4 separate regions of the Homo sapiens genome follow, and all the other regions are linked to region 4. A link is a loop called in an ENCODE intact Hi-C map of the cell type or tissue named here. Cell type or tissue: GM12878. All regions are shown on one strand. Region 1 has its middle 130 kb from the start of RPS6KA2-AS1. Region 2 has its middle 43 kb from the start of CCR6. Region 3 has its middle 120 kb from the start of RPS6KA2-AS1. Region 4 holds the start of LOC112267970 (a long non-coding RNA gene).

Region 1 (5,000 bases), 370 kb before region 4:
GGTGGAGTCTCGCTGTGTCACCCAGGGTGGAGTACAGTAGTGCAGTCTTGGCTCACTGCAACCTCTGCCCCCCAGGTTCCAGTGATTCTCCTGCCTCAGCCTCGTGAGTAGCTGGGATTACAGGCGCCCACCACCACACCCAGCTAATTTTTGTGTTTTTAGCGGAGACAGGGTTTCACCATTGGCCAGGCTGGTCTGGAACTCCTGACCTCAGGTGATCTGCCTGCTTTGGCCTCCCGAAACACTGGGATTACAGGCGTGAGCCACTGCACCTGGCTGCAATCTGCTACTGTCCCCTTCCTCGTCTGTCCATCCTGTTACATACCTGTGACCACATTATCGTCAAAATACGTTTAACATGAATTTATTATCATCATGGCTAGCTCCACCAGGAAGAAAAAAAAACTACCGTTGAGATGACATAAAACGCTTTGTGCAAATGATCGTCCTCCAGGGGTATTCCGTGAAGAGGACACTTGTCATATAGCCAAGCATGCTTGCAGAAAATAAATGGACGTGGTCAGACAAATATTTTTGTGTGTTTCATTGATTTGAAATAAACTATCAGAAATTTCTAAACAAATACTCGCCAACCTTTTGGAAAAAAATATGGATTGAATCTTTTTTTTTAAGTCTAGAAAGTGACCCAGTGTTGTGGGAGAAATGTGAAAGGCAGGCACCATCGCTTTCACGGCACTTGGGGTCATAGTCTGGATGACCAAGATTCATTTGATCCTCAGGGGTCTTTTATGATTGGACTGCAAGTAAAGCTGCCAGCCAAATTTTATAACACAAAAGGTGTTCCGTGTGCTCACAGCACCCCTGCTTACCAGATGACAGAATGTCTTGAAGATTGTGCACGTTCCTCAAAAGACACATTTAGACAGTCATGGTCAGGCAGTTGATAGACTCGATATCAGCTATGAATTTCTCAGTGAAATTAGTGCATGGGATTCTAGAAAATTGGACACTTTCAAGTGGTGCTGTGGCTGGAGTGGTGCAGCCGTCTTTACCCAGCGAGCGTCCCGGCGTTGGTTATTCTGGGTCTTTGAGAATGCTGTGACTGTCCCTGCTGCTGCTGCACCCATCCCAGCACCACGTGGCTAAGCTCTCCCAAGATGCTACGGACCATGGTAGGGAGCTCAGCCTCCCAAGCAGCCAGCCAGGGTTTATTTCCTGGCACCAGAACTTAGGCAAGTCATTGGACTCCTCAGCCCCAATTTCCCTGTTTGTACAATTGAGGAAGACAGTCCCTTACACAGGGGTGGTGGGAGAAAGAAATGAGCTGGCCCATATTGGGCTCCCAGCAGACAGCAGCCATCAGTGAACATCAGCATGATGACGATGTGGGGAAAATTAAGGCGTTCCCAGATTACAGCAGCATAAAGGACCCCAAAACATCTCGCCCTTCTTTGAGAACGCTGGCATGTGTGCTTCTTGTCTGTGACCTCTGAGGAGTCGGATCCCCAGGTGCTTCAATAGCTCTGAGCTGTCCTTTATTTTGGATGAGCCCCGTCTTCCAGCTTTTAGGGTTGGGAGGGCAGAGGAGAAACGGCAGGTGGCACTGCGGATATTTTTACACAGGATAATGTGACCTGCCCAGCCTGCACCTGCGCTCAGCATCATCAGAGTTCCGTTTCTTATACTTAATTAGGCTACACAACCAATTTTACGATTTTACCATTTTGAAATCACGTGGGAGTTACCAAAATGGTTAATTTAAAACGGTTTTACCCAGACTTTGGGGGGCAGTCTTGATTCTTAAATGGCTTTGATGGCTTTGATAAACACCCTGGGCCCTTCCTCCAAAAAATACACACTCATTGAAAGCCCCCCCCACCCCCGGCCCCTTCGCACTATGCACAGCCCTCAGGAGCTCCACCTTTGGTTTTGGGGGAGTCTCTAAGTGCCCAAAAGTTTCCCTCGCAAATTTGCACGTCTACCACTAGATGGCAGCAGAGGACACAGCAAGTGAGAACACTCCGAGGCGCGTGCAGCCAATGAAATCCTGGAAACTTGTTACATTTTGTTATAACAAACAAAATATAGGCCTTGGTTTTCTTTAATCTTACTGATGTGCTCCTGGAAGAAGAAAAATGCTAATTTACACAGGGTCCACGTTGTAGGAAGGCTGAATTTGGTTTCCATGACCCCCGACTCTCCCTCCGCTGGTGCTCAGCTCTCCCCACACCTGCCAGCTTTATTTGGATTTCTGTCAGTTCTGAAGTATCAGCTACCTGAGGCTGCAGCATCAGCCAAGAAACCGTCTCTTTCAGACGCTTGCTGGCTTCAGGGCTGCAGCCCGGGGATCTTCTCTAGATAAAGCGCGGTGGAAACACACACAGACACATGACGATGCTGTCGACCCACATGCCTGAGCTCTGGGATTCCACGGCTGGAGCTCGGAACTGCGAAGGGGCAGAGACTGAGCGCAGGCAAAGGCGCACAGAGAGGACTACACAACACAAAGGATAATGTCCTCGCGATGGAGGAACCACTGTGGACAGTCAGGAAGACAGACACGCGTGGAGGGCCAGAACTGGAAGTGAGGGCGGGCATTGCTGGCTTTATCTGATCACTGGGAAGGGTGGTTGTGAAAGCCACTGAGGGTGTGTGCCTCTCCCCAGCCACAGCGGTGCTGGAGAGGAGGCTGGGGCGCTCACCACTCTTTCCTCTACCATCCGGCTCTGGGGGCCAGGTCCATGCAAAAATACGTGGAGAAAGTACAGCTTAGAGGACTTCTACTTCCAGCAAGACGCCAGGCAGAAATGACAGAGAATGATCTCGCTACACCCACTAGAAGTGGTGGATAAAACACAACAAAAAAGGAGGTTCAACGAAAAGCTGAGTTGTAAGAAGGAAGGATTAACCCACAGGCTCCAGAAATGAGGAGGACTGGAAGAGAGAGAATGGAGTCCCCGCACTGACTTTGAGACCGTCCTGGGGGCATTTTCCGTTTCTGTAATCTTCCAGGTTAGATTTCTTGTTTTTGTGTTTTAATTTTTTTTATATCGAGGTGAATTTCACACAACAAAATTGATCGTTTTAACATGAATGATGAGGTGGCGTTTAGTGCATTCACACTGACGTGTCACCAGGTAATTCCCAACATCTGCCTCTTCCACGCCCATGAAGCAGTTGCTCCCCACTCTGCCCTCCCAGTCCCTGGCAACCAGCAATCCGTGCCGTCTCTGTGGGTTCACCTGCTCTGGGCATTTGGTATAGACAGAACCGCACAGCGTGGGGTCTTCTGGGTCTGGCTTCTTTTGCTCTGCATGATGTGCTCGAGGTTCGTCCATGTTGCAGGGTGTGTCAACGCTTCCTTCCCTTTAGTGGCTACATAACATGCCATTGTTTGTTTACACCACAGTTTGTGCGTCCATTCATCCATTGATGGACATGTGGGCTGTCTCTTATCTTTTGGCGACTGTGAGTTGTGCTGCTATAAACAAGTGTGTGCGTATTTTTGTTTCAGTACCTGTTTTCAACAATCTTGGGTACATACCTAGGAGGGGGTCAGCCGCAGCCTTTCATGTGCTTCTCCGCCATTTGTAGTTCTCTTTTGGAGAAATGTCTACTTAAGCCCATCACCCATTTTTTCATTGGGCTGGTGGTCTTTTTGTTGTTCAAGCTTGGGTTTTAATATGCTGGAGATACAGGGAAGGAGGATGGGGCGGCTGTGAGGTGAAGAGCTGGACCTGAGGTTGCTGCGGGAGGCCTGAGCAGGGAGCGCAAAGCCTGGACGAAAGCCCCGACCAGCTGAGAAGAGGACGGGAGACATCGAACTTGTCCTGGGCTCAGGTTAACAATACATGGATTTTACGTCTTCTCTGATAATTAAAAATGCCAGGCCTGTGCCTTCCATGAGTTTGGGTGTGAATTCATAATGACAAGGGTGGCTCAGGGTGAAGTTTAATGTGACAGCTGGTCTGGTGCCAGGAACATGCCTAAGTCACAAACCCAGAACTCCGCTGAAGGGACCACCTGAAACTGAGCCACGGGGAAAGCACAGAGAGAGGAAGTGGCCTCCGAGTGCACGCACAGCCAGGAGCCCCAGAACCCAGGCAGCGCCACTCTGCACGATGGGCAGAGGACACACAAAAAGGCAAAAATGGAGCCAAGAATTCCAGAGAACAGATGAACAATATTCAGGAGTATTAAAGAAGTATTGTTAAAAGTTATAAAATCATAAAGAACATAGTAAAAGAAATAAATGTAAACAAGTTGGAAAGAATAAATTAAAACTGCTACGGTTCACAGATAGTATAAATCTCTACAGAATCCAAGAGAATCTACAGAGAATTTATTAATTTGAATAAGAGGGTATGGAAAGGTTATGGATGGAAAAGTAATATTCAAAAGCAGTTTTGGCAATACAGCAGAAAATAATTTTAAATGATAGCATTTGCAATTGTGAGAGAGAGAGAAAAGAGAAGAAAAAACCTTATAAGCTATAAAAGAGACATCTAAAAAAATGTGTAATGTCTTTACAGAAAAGATGAGTAACTTTATTGAAAGATATAAAAGAAGACTAAAGTAAATCTTAATACAGTAAATATAGCAATTTTTCCAAAGTCAATCTGTAAATTTAATTTAATAAAATCATAATCCAAAAAGGACGATTTTTTCTGAATTTAAAACAAAGTGATTTTGAAGGCTGAAGGACAGCCAACACCATTTTAAAGACACAGAAGCAAAGACAAGCCCTGGCAGGGAGATATCGGTGCTTACGTTAGCCTTAGAAGAACTCAGAGGGTGCCACGGGCGCAGCAGAGCCTGGAGACCTGCCTGCCTCTGTGTGGGGCTCACGAAAGGGCAAAGCTGTTAGAGAACAGCAGGGTGAGATGGCCTCTGCAACGACTGGCGCCGGCCAACTGACTGATCAACCTCATACCATATATATCAATACATTCAAGATGCGTTAAAGGCCAGAATGTGAAAAAACCAAACCACAATGTTCAAAAGGATATCCAGGAGATGATATGGTTGTTTTAACTTGA
Region 2 (5,000 bases), 62 kb before region 4:
ATGCGTAAGGCTGTTAACAATTGTCTGTGGGGCCGCCACACAGAGCCAGCAATTCTCAATGGTGTATGTTCCAGACATAGGGCGCAGGTGTAGAGACAGATCCATAGGTCACAGCTTCTCTGTTTACCAAGAGCAGAACATAGGCCTGAGCTCTGACCCTAGTTTCATTGCTTACAGGCCTGTGACTCTGGGTATGTTTTCTTTCCTCTCTCAATTCCACTTTCCTCATCTGTAATATTTTTTTTTTGCATAGGTTTATTAAGAGAAATATTATTACTCCATGCAAAGTACTTAGCACATTGCTGGGTACAGAGAAATCACTCACATATAGTTAGCCAGAATTATGAATGCAGCCTGTTTGATAACATCTAGGAAGTGAAATCCCACACTCTTAAAAAGGTGAAGAACAGATTGCAATGATCCCAGCACATAAATAGCCTTCAGAGTCTGTCAAAAACACATCTTGGTCTTAGTTCGTTCTGGCTGTTGTAACAATAGACATTTATTTCTCACAGTTCTGGAGGCTAGAAGTCCAAGATCGAGGTGCCGGCAGATTCGATGTCTGGTGAGGGCCCAATTCCTGGTTCACAGACGGCACCTTCTTGCCTTCACTGCATCCTCACAGGGAGAAGGGACGAAGGAGCTCTCAGGGGTCTGTTATACGGGCACTAAGCCCATTCATGGGGTTTCACCCTCACGACCTAATCACCTCCCAGAGGCCCCACCTCCTAATAGCATCCCTTTCTTTAAGGGTGAGGATTTTGACATAGGAATTTTGGGGACCACACAGATATTCAGCCCATTACACCATATTGCATTTTAGAGAGACGTAATCCAGTCCATTGCAGCTTCTCTTGCAGAAGTGCTCTAGAAGGGTAAGACAGTTTTAAGACTGTTTATCTTTATGCAAATCTTTGTTTGCCTTTGGATTTTTCCAAACCTGTTACTTATGATAAAACACCCATACCAGTAAGGAGAGGCTAGACTCTCCTACAGTAACCAGCAGCCTCATGTCTCACCTGGCTCTGTGTCCTCCCAGGCCTGCCCCACAGGGCTGTCACTTGGAGGTGCTGCACGTGGTTCCACCCTGTGGGGTACCAGGGAGAGGAAAGAACAGAGCAAACTGGACACCAGAACCAGAAGGCTTCGCTCAGAAGTGCACACATTGCCTTCGTCTCAGTAAATTAGCAGAGCAAGTCCTGTAACCCCCGACAGTGATGAAGGCTGATCTGTTCCGTGCTCAGAAGGCGGAGACCTGGAAATACTGATGAAACACGAATGACTGCCCCACAGACACAGAGAAAGATGAGAGATTCTGGAGCACACTAATTTCACTTTCAGATAACATGACTCTGGCGTTCTATAAATGCCTGTGCCATGTGAGATGTCACAATGGATGACAGCTTTTTATTCCCAGAAGAAAATTCAAAATAAGACTCATCATTTTATGGTCTAATTTAAAGTGATATTTAGGAATACCTTTTTCTAGGAACACCTTTTTCTAGGAACTAATAATCAGATAAAGTTGGGTTTGGGACTGTAGACTTGGAGCCTGAAGCAATACTCTTTCTATAATGAAAATCTGAGTATAGTTGCTTCTAACAGCAAGTGAGGATTTCCTACAGAGTGTTGCTGAGGGGCTGATAAGAAACCTTTTCAGAAAGAACAGCAGATTCCTATAGACCCTATTCCCATGGAAGCATCAGCAGGAACTCCTTTTCTTTTGGTGAAAACTTTCATGTCATTGGATGATCTGTTATTAGACGACACTGCCTGAGTTCTATCTTACGATGGGGAATTGGCGTTTCTTAAGATCTTCCTTTAAATATAGCACAGATCCCCAGTATGCACATTTTCACAGAGGTGGAAGCTTTAGAAACACTCATGTAGCAGCAGATGTCTACTGTGCTCTAGCATAAGTGGAATGAAATATTCCTTAATATAGAGGGACACACACAGGCAGAACCTCTAGCGGGTCTGTGAATAATGGGAATGAAAAGTGGAAGTCCTATGGCCGGCAAGGTAGATTCCTGGGCTTCAGAGGAGGATATGAAATATTTATAGAAAACAAAATGAAATATGAACAACACATTTATCATGTTCTCCAGGCATGATAATATGTGATTTGCAGATGAGACATTCATTTGAAAAGCAAGTACACCATGAACCCTGGGACGAGGCTGTACGTTCCTAAACATGCTTGGCTTACGGCCTGGCTCAGAGCAGGGCTTGCCACATGTCATGTCACTCACAGCCATTGAGGGGCACTGCCATTTGTGCTGTTGCTGTGCTTTTTGGTCTGTCTTGGAAACCTGGGGAAGTCCCCGTTGTTCCAGTGGGGCCCTTGATAAACGTCTCAGTTTCAGGTCCTCAAGTTGAGACATCCTTTCAGTCAACTTGTGGAGTTTCTAATTCTGTGTCACTGCCTCCAGTAGAGCGCGTTTTGTGGTGGAGAGCGATGAGAGCCTCAGATCCTCGGGAAGTGCTCCACGGGTCCCGGGTCTGGCTCTCATTGTGTGTGCCAGAGCCTTGCTGCCCAAAGTGTGGCCCCAGGCCAGGGCCTTGCTGTCACCTGGAGCTCTCAGGCCCTCCCAGGGCTACTGTATCAGAACCAGTGAATCCACATGAATTCACATTGCAGTGCTTCGTCTGCACATGAAAGCTTGAGAAACACTAGCCTAGAGAACACCTCAGCATCCTTTCTGAATTAGAAGTTATGCTTTCTAGGGTTCTCATTAAGAAATGGGCAGTTGCACAGCCAATCAATGAAAATGGCTTTGCGTTCCCTGAATCTTCAACTTCTGAGAGAAGGAGGAATGTTTTTTTTTCTTCCACTCTGGTCCCCAAGAACCACTACAGGCGTTCCTTACAGAACAGCAAATGACACAGCGTTCAGCCCCAACAAGTGACCCGAAGACGCGTCCCTCATCTCATGCTTGCCTGTCTAGGCCTCACCCTTTCTCAGTTGAAATCAGTCACTGCAGCAGCGTTCGAATGGGGTCACTGGAGAAAACAGCCGCAACTTCCTGGTCCTCCGTGGGAATGGCTGAAAGTGGAAGATGGAGAGAGAATCCTGAGAAAAACCCTCCATAGGTCAGCCCCATGTCAGCCCCAGCATCTATCACCGGAGGGTTCTGAAGCTTGTGGTGCACTGAAGGTGATAATTATAAAAGAAAAAATCAAATCCAGCTCCACTCCTGACTAGATGGGCAAACACTTCATCCCCTGCACCACACATGAAGCTTTCTTTTTTTATTATTATACTTTAAGTTTTAGGGTACATGTGCACAACGTGCAGGTTTGTTACATATGTATACATGTGCCATGTTGGTGTGCTGCACCCACTAACTCATCATTTAACATTAGGTATGTCTCCTAATGCTATCCCTCCCCACTCCCCCCACCCCACAACAGGCTCTGGTGTGTGATGTTCCCCTTCCTGTGTCCATGTGTTCTCATTGTTCAATTCCCACCTATGAGTGAGAACATGCAGTGTTTGGTTTTTTGTCTTTGCGATAGTTTGCTGAGAATGATGGTTTCCACCTTCATCCATGTCCCTACAAAGGACATGAACTCATCATTTTTTATGGGTGCATAGTATTCCATGGTGTATATGTGCCACATTTTCTTAATCCAGTCTATCACTGTTGGACATTTGGGTTGGTTCCAAGTCTTTGCTATTGTGAATAGTGCGGCAATAAACATACGTGTGCATGTGTCTTTATAGCAGCATGATTTATAATCAATCCTTTGGGTATATACCCAGTAATGGGATGGCTGGGTCAAATGGTATTTCTAGTTCTAGATCCCTGAGGAATCTCCACACTGACTTCCACAATGGTTGAACTAGTTGACAGTCCCACCAACAGTGTAAAAGTGTTCCTATTTTTCCACATCCTCTCCAGCACCTGTTGTTTCCTGACTTTTTAATGATCGCCATTCTAACTGATGTGAGATGGTATCTCATTGTGGTTTTGATTTGCATTTCTCTGATGGCCAGTGATGATGAGCATTTTTTCATGTGTCTTTTGGCTGCATAAATGTCTTCTTTTGAGAAGTGTCTGTTCATATCCTTCGCCCACTTGTTGATGGGGTTGTTTGTATTTTTCTTGTAAATTTGTTTGAGTTCATTGTAGATTCTGGATATTAGCCCTTTGTCAGAGGAGTAGCTTGCAAAAATTTTCTCCCATTCTGTAGGTTGCCTGTTCACTCTGATGGTAGTTTCTTTTGCTGTGCAGAAGCTCTTTAGTTTAATTAGATCCCATTTATCAATTTTGTCTTTTGTTGCCATTGCTTTTGGTGTTTTAGACATGAAGTCTTTGCCCATGCCTATGTCCTGAATGGTATTGCCTAGGTTTTCTTCTAGGGTTTTTATGGTTTTAGGTCTAGCATTTAAGTCTTTAATCCATCTTGAATTAATTTTTGTGTAAGGTGTAAGGATGGGATCCAGTTTCAGCTTTCTACATATGGCTAGCCAGTTTTCCCAGCAGCATTTATTAAATAGGGAATCCTTTACCCATTTCTTGTTTTTGTCAGGTTTGTCAAAGATCAGATGGTTGTAGATATGCGGCATTATTTTTGAGAGCTCTGTTCTGTTCCATTGGTCTATATCTCTGTTTTGGTACCAGTACCATGCTGTTTTGGTTACTGTAGCCTTGTAGTATAGTTTGAAGTCAGGTAGCATGATGCCTCCAGCTGCGTTCTTTTGGCTTAGGATTGACTTGGCGATGCAGGCTCTTTTTTGGTTCCATATGAACTTTAAAGTAGTTTTTTCCAATTCTGTGAAGAAAGTCATTGGTAGCTTGATGGGAATGGCATTGAATCTATAAATTACCTTGGGCAATATGGCCATTTTCACGATATTGATTCTTCCTACCCATGAGCATGGAATGTTCTTCCATTTGTTTGTATCCTCTTTTATTTTGTTGAGCAGCGGTTTGTAGTTCTCCTTGAAGAGGTCCTTCACGTGCCTTGTAAGTTGGATTCCTAGGTATTTTATT
Region 3 (5,000 bases), 360 kb before region 4:
CGTGCACACCTACGCATCACCACATATGCACACGTGCACACCTACGCATCACCACATATGCACACGTGCACACCTACGCATCACCACATATGCACACGTGCACACCTACGCATCACCACATATGCACACGTGCACACCTACGCATAACCACATATGCACACGTGCACACCTACGCATAACCACATATGCACACGTGCACACCTACGCATAACCACATATGCACACGTGCACACCTACGCATAACCACATATGCACACGTGCACACCTACGCATAACCACATATGCACACGTGCACACCTATCTATACCACATATGCACACGTGCACACCTATGCATAACCACATATGCACACGTGCACACCTATGCAGAACCACATATGCACACGTGCACACCTATGCAGAACCACATATGCACACGTGCACACCTATGCAGAACCACATATGCACACGTGCACACCTATGCAGAACCACATATGCACACGTGCACACCTATGCAGAACCACATATGCACACGTGCACACCTATGCAGAACCACATATGCACACGTGCACACCTATGCAGAACCACATATACACACGTGCACACCTATGCAGAACCACATATACACATGTGCACACCTATCTATACCACATATATACACGTGCACACCTATGCATAACCACATATGCACACGTGCACACCTATCTATAACCACATATATACCTATGTATGCATGTCTATACATGAGACCAGAGAAGTCCCGCAGTGGTCTCCATGTCTCATCCAGGACAGAGGAAGCATTCTACCGAGTAAATTTATGAATAAGTTTGGCTTGATGAGTGCATTTGTGATGAATAATCCCTGTTTGCCTCACTTTGCATGTGCTTCCTGGCTTCTGTTGTACACGGGCTGAGCTGGGGCTGGGAGGATGGTTCTGATGTCAGGAAAATCCCCAGCTTGCCCTGGCTGTCAGGTCCTTCTTAGAGCAGGTTGTAGCTATTGGTCACTCTCTGTATACACGTGTCTGTATATGTGTAAATCTTTCTGTGTTTGCGTCTACCTATCTGTCTGCATCTTTTTAGATCTGTTTCTTTGGAGAGCACTGACTAGTACAATCCCATTTGCTTGTAAAGGCAGTCTCATTCTGAAATAAGACAATCTTCCGAATTCTTGATGTAAGCCTCTGCCTGTCTGGGACATTCCCCGGAAAGCAGGGGAGGGACTTGGCGCTTCTTCTCTTCACCCCTCATGTGCCACCCCCCACTAGGCTGCCAAGGCAGGTCACCCAGTTCTGCCGGCCTCAGTCTCCTCCCTAGGTCGCTGGCTCCAGGTTTGAAAAGATGTGTATAGGGCAGGGATTATTGGCTCTTTCAGTTTATGGGAGCTGTTGCTCCTTTCTTCTACTTACTTGAGGGTTTATTATTTTTTAAGTAATTACTTTCCATAGACAATGGACCAGAAAACACCTGAAAGATAGCGACTAAGTTCAAGGTTGCTCCACGCCAGGCATGGTGCTCCTGGTTCGAGAGCTCCACTCACGTGGTCCTTACGAGAATCTGAGCAACATGAACACCGTTTTTCAGCTGTTGAACCTAAGACTGAACAAGGTTAAATAATTTATCCAAAGTCACAAGCTAGTAGTTGCAGAGCCAGCATTTGAAGTCAGACTTAGCTGAGTCCAAGCCCGTATTCTTAAGCACCACAATTTGCTTCCAGGCATCTTGTTTCTATAAAGCACTCAATGATTTTACTACAACGATCTTATTTATATGAGACTTAAGTCATTCAAATATGTTTTTAGGACATGTTAGTATAAAGACAAGGTATTGCCAAAAAGATTTTTTACCTTTCTTCCTTTTTGTTCTAGAAGGTCAATAATGAAATCTAACAAAATAATAATAAAAATAGCAGATAATAATCAATTAAATAACATTTGGTTTTATTTTCTTTTTAAAAATCTAAGAAAAAAGGGGTTCTGACAAATGTGACCAGAAAACCATACAATTCAGATATCCTTTTTCAACAATCATTTATGGGTGTTTCTTGTTATTTGAGAAAATTGAGTTAGGAACAGTGACTCCTCCAATCCACTTACAGTATGGAAAGCTGATATCACAGTACATTTTAAGTCCTTCTGTGGTGAACAGTCTCCTTTTATTTTGCTAATCATCATGGAGCAGAACTAAATATGAACACAGGAGTGGCAGCCTGGCTCAGCCAGCCCAGAAAAATGTCTTTAAAAATGAACTTGTCTAATAAACCTTAATTCCAAATACAGAACATAAGGAAGGAGAATTTACAAATCATGGTATTAGCAGTAAGAAAAGCAAACCAGTTAAAAGGAGTTAATAGAGAATAATGATTGTTAATATGGCCATGAAAATGGGAGAAAATGGTGACAAAACTGATTATCAAAGTAGAAAAGGTAACAAAATAATTCATGAATGATATCACGGATGCAAAAAAAAAAATTCTGATTGCATCAACAAAGATTTGTAGACGGTTGGGAGTAGTATGGAAGGAAGAATGTAAAAGTATTCTTTTTTGTAATTTACTTCAAACATTGCTAGGTTAATAGATATTGCCATTTTATAGTAGTATAAACAAAAATGCTACAATTATACTTTTAAAAGATGCATACCTTCCACATCACAGGAGGAAAAAAATGCTTAAAAAAATCATCATAGCAAAAGTGAAGAAAACTGAATTATGTCATGATAAATTTTTAGTAATTGTGTAATTTAGTGCTCAAAAATAGTTTAGTTCAGGTGTTTTATGCTTAATTTTGGTTACTTTCATCAGTAGAGTAATATATATAATTCCAGTTCCACATTTTTGATCCTCATGACCACTAGAGGGCAGAAGAGAAAAGTACAAGAGGCCCGAGATAGGTCAAATGAGCCTGATGCCATTTTGCAATGTGGGTTTTAAATGGCCTTCCCAACCAGGAATTCTGATTCGTGGTAGACACAGCTATGTCGGTGTGCCAATATGTGTATAGAAAACTCAATCCAGAATTTAAATATTTTTCCTAAATTAGGCCTTAAAATATTATTTTGCATAAAATAAGATGTAAAATAAGCATGTTTATATAAAAATATTCAAATTATTTGACCCAATAACTTCTAGGAGTTTATCCAAAGATAAAGACTGATGTATGTGGATGTTTATCATAGTGTTTTTTTTATCATGATGTATAATTGAAAATTTACCTAAGTAATCAACAATAGGGGATTGTACTAATAAATTATGGTACAGCTATATGATGGAAAACTCTAGCTGCTTTTAAAAATATTTAAGTGTTTTGGGGAAAAGTTATGAAATGTTAAGAGAATATTATAAAAAGTATGATTTGATATTTATGAATTATATAAACTGTGTTGATTTAAATATAGAAACATATCTAGATACTGATGATAAAAATATAAGTCTGGCTGTGGGAGTACAGATATAGAAGTAGAAATGTTCCAAAAAAAAAGGTCACAGTTGAAAAAAATATACCCCCTGTTAAAAGTTACTGTCTCTTCTTTATTACATTTAAATTTATTTTAAGCATTTATACCCTTCACTGGGAAAACTGACTAGCCATAAGCAGAAAACTGAAACTGGACCCCTTCCTTACACCTTATATGAAAATTAACTCAAGATGGAGTAAAGACTTAGATGTAAAACCCAAAGCCATAAAAACTCTAGAAGAAAACCTAGGCAACACCATTCAGGACATGGGCATGCGCAAAAACTTCATGACTAAAACACCAAAAGCAATGGCAACAAAAGCCAAAATTGACAAATGGGATCTAATCAAACTAAAGAGCTTCTGCGCAGCAAAAGAAACTAGCATCAGACTGAACAGGCAACCTAAGGAATGGGAGAACATATTTGCAATCTACTCATCTGACAAAGGGCTAATATCCAGAATCTACAAAGAAGTTAAACAAATTTACAAAAAAAAAAAAAAAAAACCAACCCATCAAAAAGTCGGCAAAGGATATGAACCGACACTTCTCAAAAAAAGACATTTATGCAGCCAACAGACATATGAAAAAAAGCTCATCATCACTGATCATTAGGTATTATGATTAGGCAAATCAAAACCACAATGAGATACCATCTCACACTAGTCAGAATGGCAATCATTAAAAAGTCAGGAAAAAATAGATGCTGGTGAGGCTGTGGAGAAATGGGAATGCTTTTATGCTGTTGGTGGGAGTGTAACTCGGTTCAACCATTGTGGAGGACAGTGTGGCGATTCCTCAAGGATCTAGAACAAGAAATATCATTTGACCCAGCAATCCCATTACTGGGTATAGACCCAAAGGATTATAAATCATTTTACTATAAAGACACATGCACACCTATGTTTATTGCAGCACTATTTACAATAGCAAAGACATGGAACCAACCCAAATGCCCATCAATGATAGACTGGATAAAGAAAATGTGGTACATATACACCATGGAATACTATGCAGCTATAAAAAAGAATGAGATCATGTTCTTTGCAGGGACATGGATGAAGCTGGAAGCCATCATCCTCAACAAACTAACACAGAAACAGAAAACCAAATACTGCATGTTCTCATTCATAAGTGGGAGCTGAACAATGAGACCACTTGGACTCAGGGAGGGGAACATCACACACCGGGGCCTGTCCGGGGTGAGGGGCAAGGGGAGGGAGAGCATCAGGACAAATACCTAATGCATGTGGGGCTTAAAACCTAGATGACAGGTTGATAGGTACAGCAAATCATCATGACACATGTATGTATATGTACCAAACCTGCACATTCTGCACATGTATCCTGGAACTTAAAGTAAAATAAAAAATAAAAATAAAATAGGTGGGTGGAGCCAAGATGGCTGAATAGGAACAGCTCCAGTCTACAGCTCCCAGGGTGAGTGACGCAGAAGACAGGTGATTTCTGCATTTCCATCTGAGGTACCAGGTTCATCTCACTAGGGAGTGCCAGACAGCGGGCACAGGACAGCGGGTGCAGCATACCGTGCGCGAGCTGAAGCAGG
Region 4 (5,000 bases):
GCTGACTTATTTAAGCAATAACCTTTTAAACATTTTAGCTAAGATGTATAAAAATGTTTCCAAAATATACCACATACTTTATTTCTTCTTAAATGTAGTACATTAGGTTACATCATTTTTCTTGCTGTCTTGGGCATCAAAACAGGTGCCATGGTAACCTGACACTCTCAGGAGACATTAAGATAGAAGGGGCTGTTCTTCAGTGGTTCCCATTGATTCTCCCCATATCTTTTTGCTCTCAGGCTCTGGCCGTCTCTTCCTGAGCCTTAACTGTGTCTGCCGTTAGTCCTCCTCTCCACTCATTGCAAACATTATTCTATATGTTTGGTGGGGACATCAGCTATCTGCGCTTGTCAGAATTGTCTATTAATAGGGGCAATGTGTTAGAACCTCCAAGTATTCAATTATTTCTGGATACGTGAGATCTTACTGTATGTAAATCTCAACATTTAGGTACTTAAGTATTACCTTGCAAACTGTACGTGATTTGCTTCTCAGGACAGACAGACTGGATTTTAAATGAGGCCAGAAAAACACAATATTTTCAAATCCTTTTAAGACTTGTGGTGATGTGTGCAAATTACAGGCATTCTGGAGATATGTGTACAGAGAATGTGGTCTCAATGAACGCAGTGTACATGCTATAGTCTGCTAGGACATTAGTTTGCTGGGGCTGCCCTAACAAAATACTACAGACTGAGTGGCTTAAACAACACATTTATTTCTCACATTTTTAGAGGCTGGTTAAGGTGTTGGCAGGGTTGGTTTCTCCTGAGGCCTCAAATGGCTTTTCCTCTGTGAGCTGACGCTTCTTATAAGGACACTAGTCAGATTGGATTACAGCCCACCGAAAAGGCCCTTTTAACTTAATCACCGGTTTAAAATCCCAGTCTCTAAATATCACAACTTTCTGAGATACTGAGGGTTGGGACTTTGACATATGAATTTTAAGGGGACACCATCCAGCCCCTAACATCTATTTCCCTGAAGGTGGGGCATATTTTCCTATTAAAGTTAACCTGAAACATGTGAGAATTTCTTTGTACATACTTTCCGCCTTTCCAATAAGTTATGTTCCAAACATTCATTCCCATTTCGGCTTTTCAGGTGCAGACCTCACAGAGAGATGACAGAGAAGGGTTGTGGTCCCCAGTGAGACAACGCCTGCCTATCTAACCTGCACAGCCTTGAGCTCCAGCACCCACCCGTGCACAGCCTTGAGCTCCAGCACCCACCCGTGGTGCAAGTTTCAGTATCTGATCCCAGTGGTTCACCTACTGCCCTGACCTCTGCCCTGAGGTGTGGCATCTCCTCCCTTCCCAGTTCTCTGACAGGGAAGTGGGGAATTTCCCCAAGTCTGAGTGGCCTCCATATTCAAAGCAGAGACATCCCCCTCTCAGCTGTGGACCTAGGGATGGTGATCTCAGCTGTGGCAGCAGAAAGCAGCTGTGATAGCCCAGGGGAGGCCAGGCCCTATTCTGCCCCCTATTTGTATAAACAGAGCATTCAAGGCTCATGACTTCAGCGGGGCTCTCTGTTGTCTTAATCTCATTCTTGGGGCACATTCTCCTGTAGGACACAGAAGGAGGTGGCATTTTACATTTACCATTAGATGATTTGAGTCATTGCAGCCTCACAGCACAGCTGCCCTGATGCATTCTACATTCTGCTGGCTGCTGTGTGGAGAACCTGACATGTTCATGGTCTTTGTGCTCAGGGATTTCACGGAATAAAGAGGCTGCAGCATTCGGATGAAGGCCACCCTCGCTCTGGCATGTTTGCAGAGCTTGGGGTGGTCTGCATTCTACATTCCGCTGGCTGCTCTGAGAATCTGATGCACTCAGTCTTTGTGATCTCACAGAATAAAGAGGCTGCAGCATTCGGACGAAGGCCCCTCGCTCTGGTGTGTTTGCAGAGCTCAGGGTGGTTTGCTGTGACCTGATTTCATGCTTATGACTCAGTATGCACAGCTGCAATCTTCTTCCTTGTGTTGCATTTGCCAATAGCATGATATTCCTGATGCCTTATTTAGGTAAATCCATATAAGAGCTAAGGCAGGAACGATTTATTTTCTACTTCTTGGCTGATTCCTCTCTTCATTGAGAGTCCAGGTGGACAGTCAGGAATGATGGGCAGAGTGCTGTTCTCCTCACCTCGAGGCTGTCCTCAGCACAAGGGAGCTGTTGTACCTCCTTCCAGCCCATTTCCATTCTAGACAACAAGAAGCAGGATGCGGGAAGCAGGTGGCCTTAAAGACACAACTGGAAAGCTGTGGAAATCATTTCTGCTCCCAAGGTGGGAGCCTTCACTTAGTCACATGGTTACAGCCAGGTGAAAGAAAGTCTGGGATGCTCTTCAGCGGGTGGCCGTGTGTCCATGTGCACGCAGTAATCACAAACACACCATGTAAGAAGGGGGAGAGATACTGAGAAAACCACTTTCATGGAGGGGAGGCAGCCGGACTCCTCTCTTTAACCAGAGGGGAGGGTCTGCATCTCCCCAGCTGTAGGTAAGCGGTAGCCGAGGCAGCCCACTAGGCCAAGGCCACTCAGGAGATATGGCTGGCCCTGTGCAGCAAGTCTAGGGTCACCTGGGATGCGCCCTGTACACAGGGGCCTCTTCTCCTGTAGCCCACTAATAATTACCACAGTGCCCACAGCCGGTCCATCTAAATGTTCAGAATACTGTATTTAGAATTAGTGTTAACATTTGAATAAGGTTTCATTTTTCTGCCTAACATTGAAAGATGAACTGGATTCTTGGATGTCACATAACATTTTGGGGTCCCCTTTCTGAACCTAGAATGTAAATAGATGAGCTAGCACTTCTCTTCACGCCAGTGGGGAGCAAATGCGATTCCTAAAGTCCTGGCTTCACCAGGAGCCGAGCTCCTGAGCCTTCCAGGGGTGCCTCTGCCCTGGACAGGGCGCTGCTGCCCTCTGGTGCGCGAGCCGCCTCCCAGCGCCTGCACCTGCTCCTGGAGACGCTCACCTTCCCGGCTGTTGCCCTAATTCTGCAACGTGTCAAAGGACAAATGTCACATGTATGTCTTAGCGGGGAAACTCTACAGTTTATTTTGGATAATAAGTATGTGAAATTAATACAATCTTATACTATCTTCTTGCACCCGTGGCGTAAAATCTTCAGAAAAATATCACTGCACTATTGCTGCTGTTCATTTTTCTCCTTGTTGCTTTTAACATTCACAATAGTAGATTGGCTCTTTCCTTTTTATTTTATTTTATTTTTTTGCTATGTGAACATATACATAGCAGAATAAATATATGTATAAATCAGGAAATACAGCATCTATATATTTTTATGGCAGATAATGTAGAATGACTTTTAGGATATTAAGTTAATAAAAAGAAGATATGTAAAATGATGTAATCTCTACTCACCAAGAATTCATTATGCAAGTCCAAAATTAAGGAGAAAGGTAAATAAACATTCCAGGCAACCTCCCTTTTCCACCTTTGTGAATCACGGCACATCTGATTGTGCACTAGGATGGCAGAGGAGTGTGTGTGACCCTGGGCGAGCTGGCTTTCATGGTGGTCCTTGCTGCCTTTGGGCCCCCAGGTGTCCAGGTGGGGCAGGAGAGGTGGTGCTGCCTGGAGGCAGCCTCTCCTTAGGAAAAGCCTTCTCAGGACCCCTGTCCCTCTAGTCCTCTGCAGACCTGACTTGACACCATCTCACACGGATGCATGAGAGGCCGTGGCCAGGGGTGCCCTCTGAGAACCAGCCCCCTGGCCCTGTCCTTCAGCCTTCTGGGCCTCCTTACTTACTTTTCTCCAGGGAATGTGATAGAGACAACGTGGCTGGCGGCGGGGCTGGGGGTGCAACCAGGGGAGAGCTCGTGCTCTGAGATCTCTCCCGTTAGCTGTTTGCTCTGCTCGCCGCTCACTCTAACCAGCTACAGAGCATCTATTCTGTGGTGTGGGCAGCTGCCCACCACCCTTGCCTCCTGGGTCCATGGCTGAGCCACCTTGTGCAGCCCCTGGGGACTCTGTGGGGCATGGGACTGAGGTCTGGCTGGAGATGCCTGAACACAGGTGAAACGCATCATTTCCAGGTCTGGTGCACAAAACCACTCGCTTTCTCCTGAAGGCCGGAGGGAGCAGGCACAGGAGACCTTGGAAACAGCTGCTGGAAACAGCAGAACCTGAATACACTGACCCTCCATGTGCCTGGTGCTACTGTGTGAGCAAGAAATGAACTTCTGTTGGGTTTGAGTCAACCTACATTGAATTTTGTTTCATGATTTACTCATCCGAGGCATGGGCCATCGTTCTGAGCTGTCCCCAGGCCTGACTCTCCATGGCTCTGGCTGAGGTCCTTCCACCCGCCCTCCTTCCTCCCCACTCACGTGTGCCCATCAGCCTTGGTGGAAGCTTTGCTCAGGAGATGTGGTGTTGCAGGGGCTCTGCCATCTTCTGTGGCCAGTTCCAGGGCCCAGGGCATTGGCTCTCCCCCAACCCTTTGTCGCCAGTTTCAAAGGTGGAAGCCACCCTCCCCAGCAAAGGTGGACCTGGCCTGGGCTGTGCCTGTTGATTGTCCTAAACTCCACTCCCTAGCGGTGCTGCACACCCACACCCCTGCCCTGGGCCTGCCGTGGGTCAAGTGGAAGATTGTTCCCATCAAATAGTAAAGAGGAAAGTGAGATGGATGCAAATCCCAAACCCCACTTCCGTATTCTGCCCTCTCTCCACCTGGTCTTCTGCCTGTTTCCAATGCTCCCATTCACTCTGGAGCCCCTGGAGTTTGGCCCCTGCCCCCATCCCACCAAGCTGTCTTCAAGAAGGCTGCCCTGTGCCCTATGCAGCCAATGCAGCAGACGCCTCTCAGCTGCCTCCTGCAGGTAGCACGAGCCCTTCTCCAGGGCCCGGGCAGTGGGCTTTGCTCTCCTCCCTCTCAGGTGGGCAGCTCCATCTCTGCCTCACTTTGGCCCCTCCAACTTTATTTGACCCTGACATGCAGTGGTGCTCCTGACGCCAGGT

Evidence for each region. Peaks named below come from ENCODE experiments on the same cell type or tissue, not always from the same donor. Only the 100,000 strongest peaks of a DNase experiment are listed, where the experiment ranks them.
Region 1: it touches region 4 in a loop (5-fold over the local background); 92 of 110 quality-filtered maps call a loop at or near these places.
Region 2: a loop joins it to region 4, with 2.8 times the contacts of the local background. A loop is called at or near these places in 6 of 110 quality-filtered maps.
Region 3: it touches region 4 in a loop (7-fold over the local background); 92 of 110 quality-filtered maps call a loop at or near these places.

What each region holds. Positions count from the first base shown.
Region 1 is chr6:166,773,422-166,778,421 of GRCh38, forward strand. It overlaps a transcript of RPS6KA2 not described here. Among named protein-coding and RNA genes, the nearest start is that of RPS6KA2-AS1, 130 kb to the right of the region's middle. In GM12878, a CTCF peak has its summit at 1,956 (motif pointing right); a DNase peak (open chromatin) is centred at 1,999.
Region 2 is chr6:167,077,687-167,082,686 of GRCh38, forward strand. No RefSeq gene overlaps it. Among named protein-coding and RNA genes, the nearest start is that of CCR6, 43 kb to the right of the region's middle. RefSeq lists enhancers at 1,168-1,347, 2,178-2,517, 2,563-3,063. In GM12878, a CTCF peak has its summit at 2,260; a DNase peak (open chromatin) is centred at 2,325; H3K27ac peaks cover 1,621 bases.
Region 3 is chr6:166,784,054-166,789,053 of GRCh38, forward strand. It overlaps a transcript of RPS6KA2 not described here. Among named protein-coding and RNA genes, the nearest start is that of RPS6KA2-AS1, 120 kb to the right of the region's middle. RefSeq lists an enhancer at 1-394. In GM12878, a CTCF peak has its summit at 2,841 (motif pointing right); a DNase peak (open chromatin) is centred at 2,988.
Region 4 is chr6:167,139,421-167,144,420 of GRCh38, forward strand. LOC112267970 (a long non-coding RNA gene) reads right to left here and starts at 1,931. Exons shown (of 2, transcript XR_002956379.2): 1 at 1,607-1,931; 2 at 1-1,115. RefSeq lists enhancers at 3,308-4,236, 4,237-5,000. In GM12878, CTCF peaks have their summits at 1,490 and 2,939 (motif pointing left); no DNase peak of the experiment used is centred here.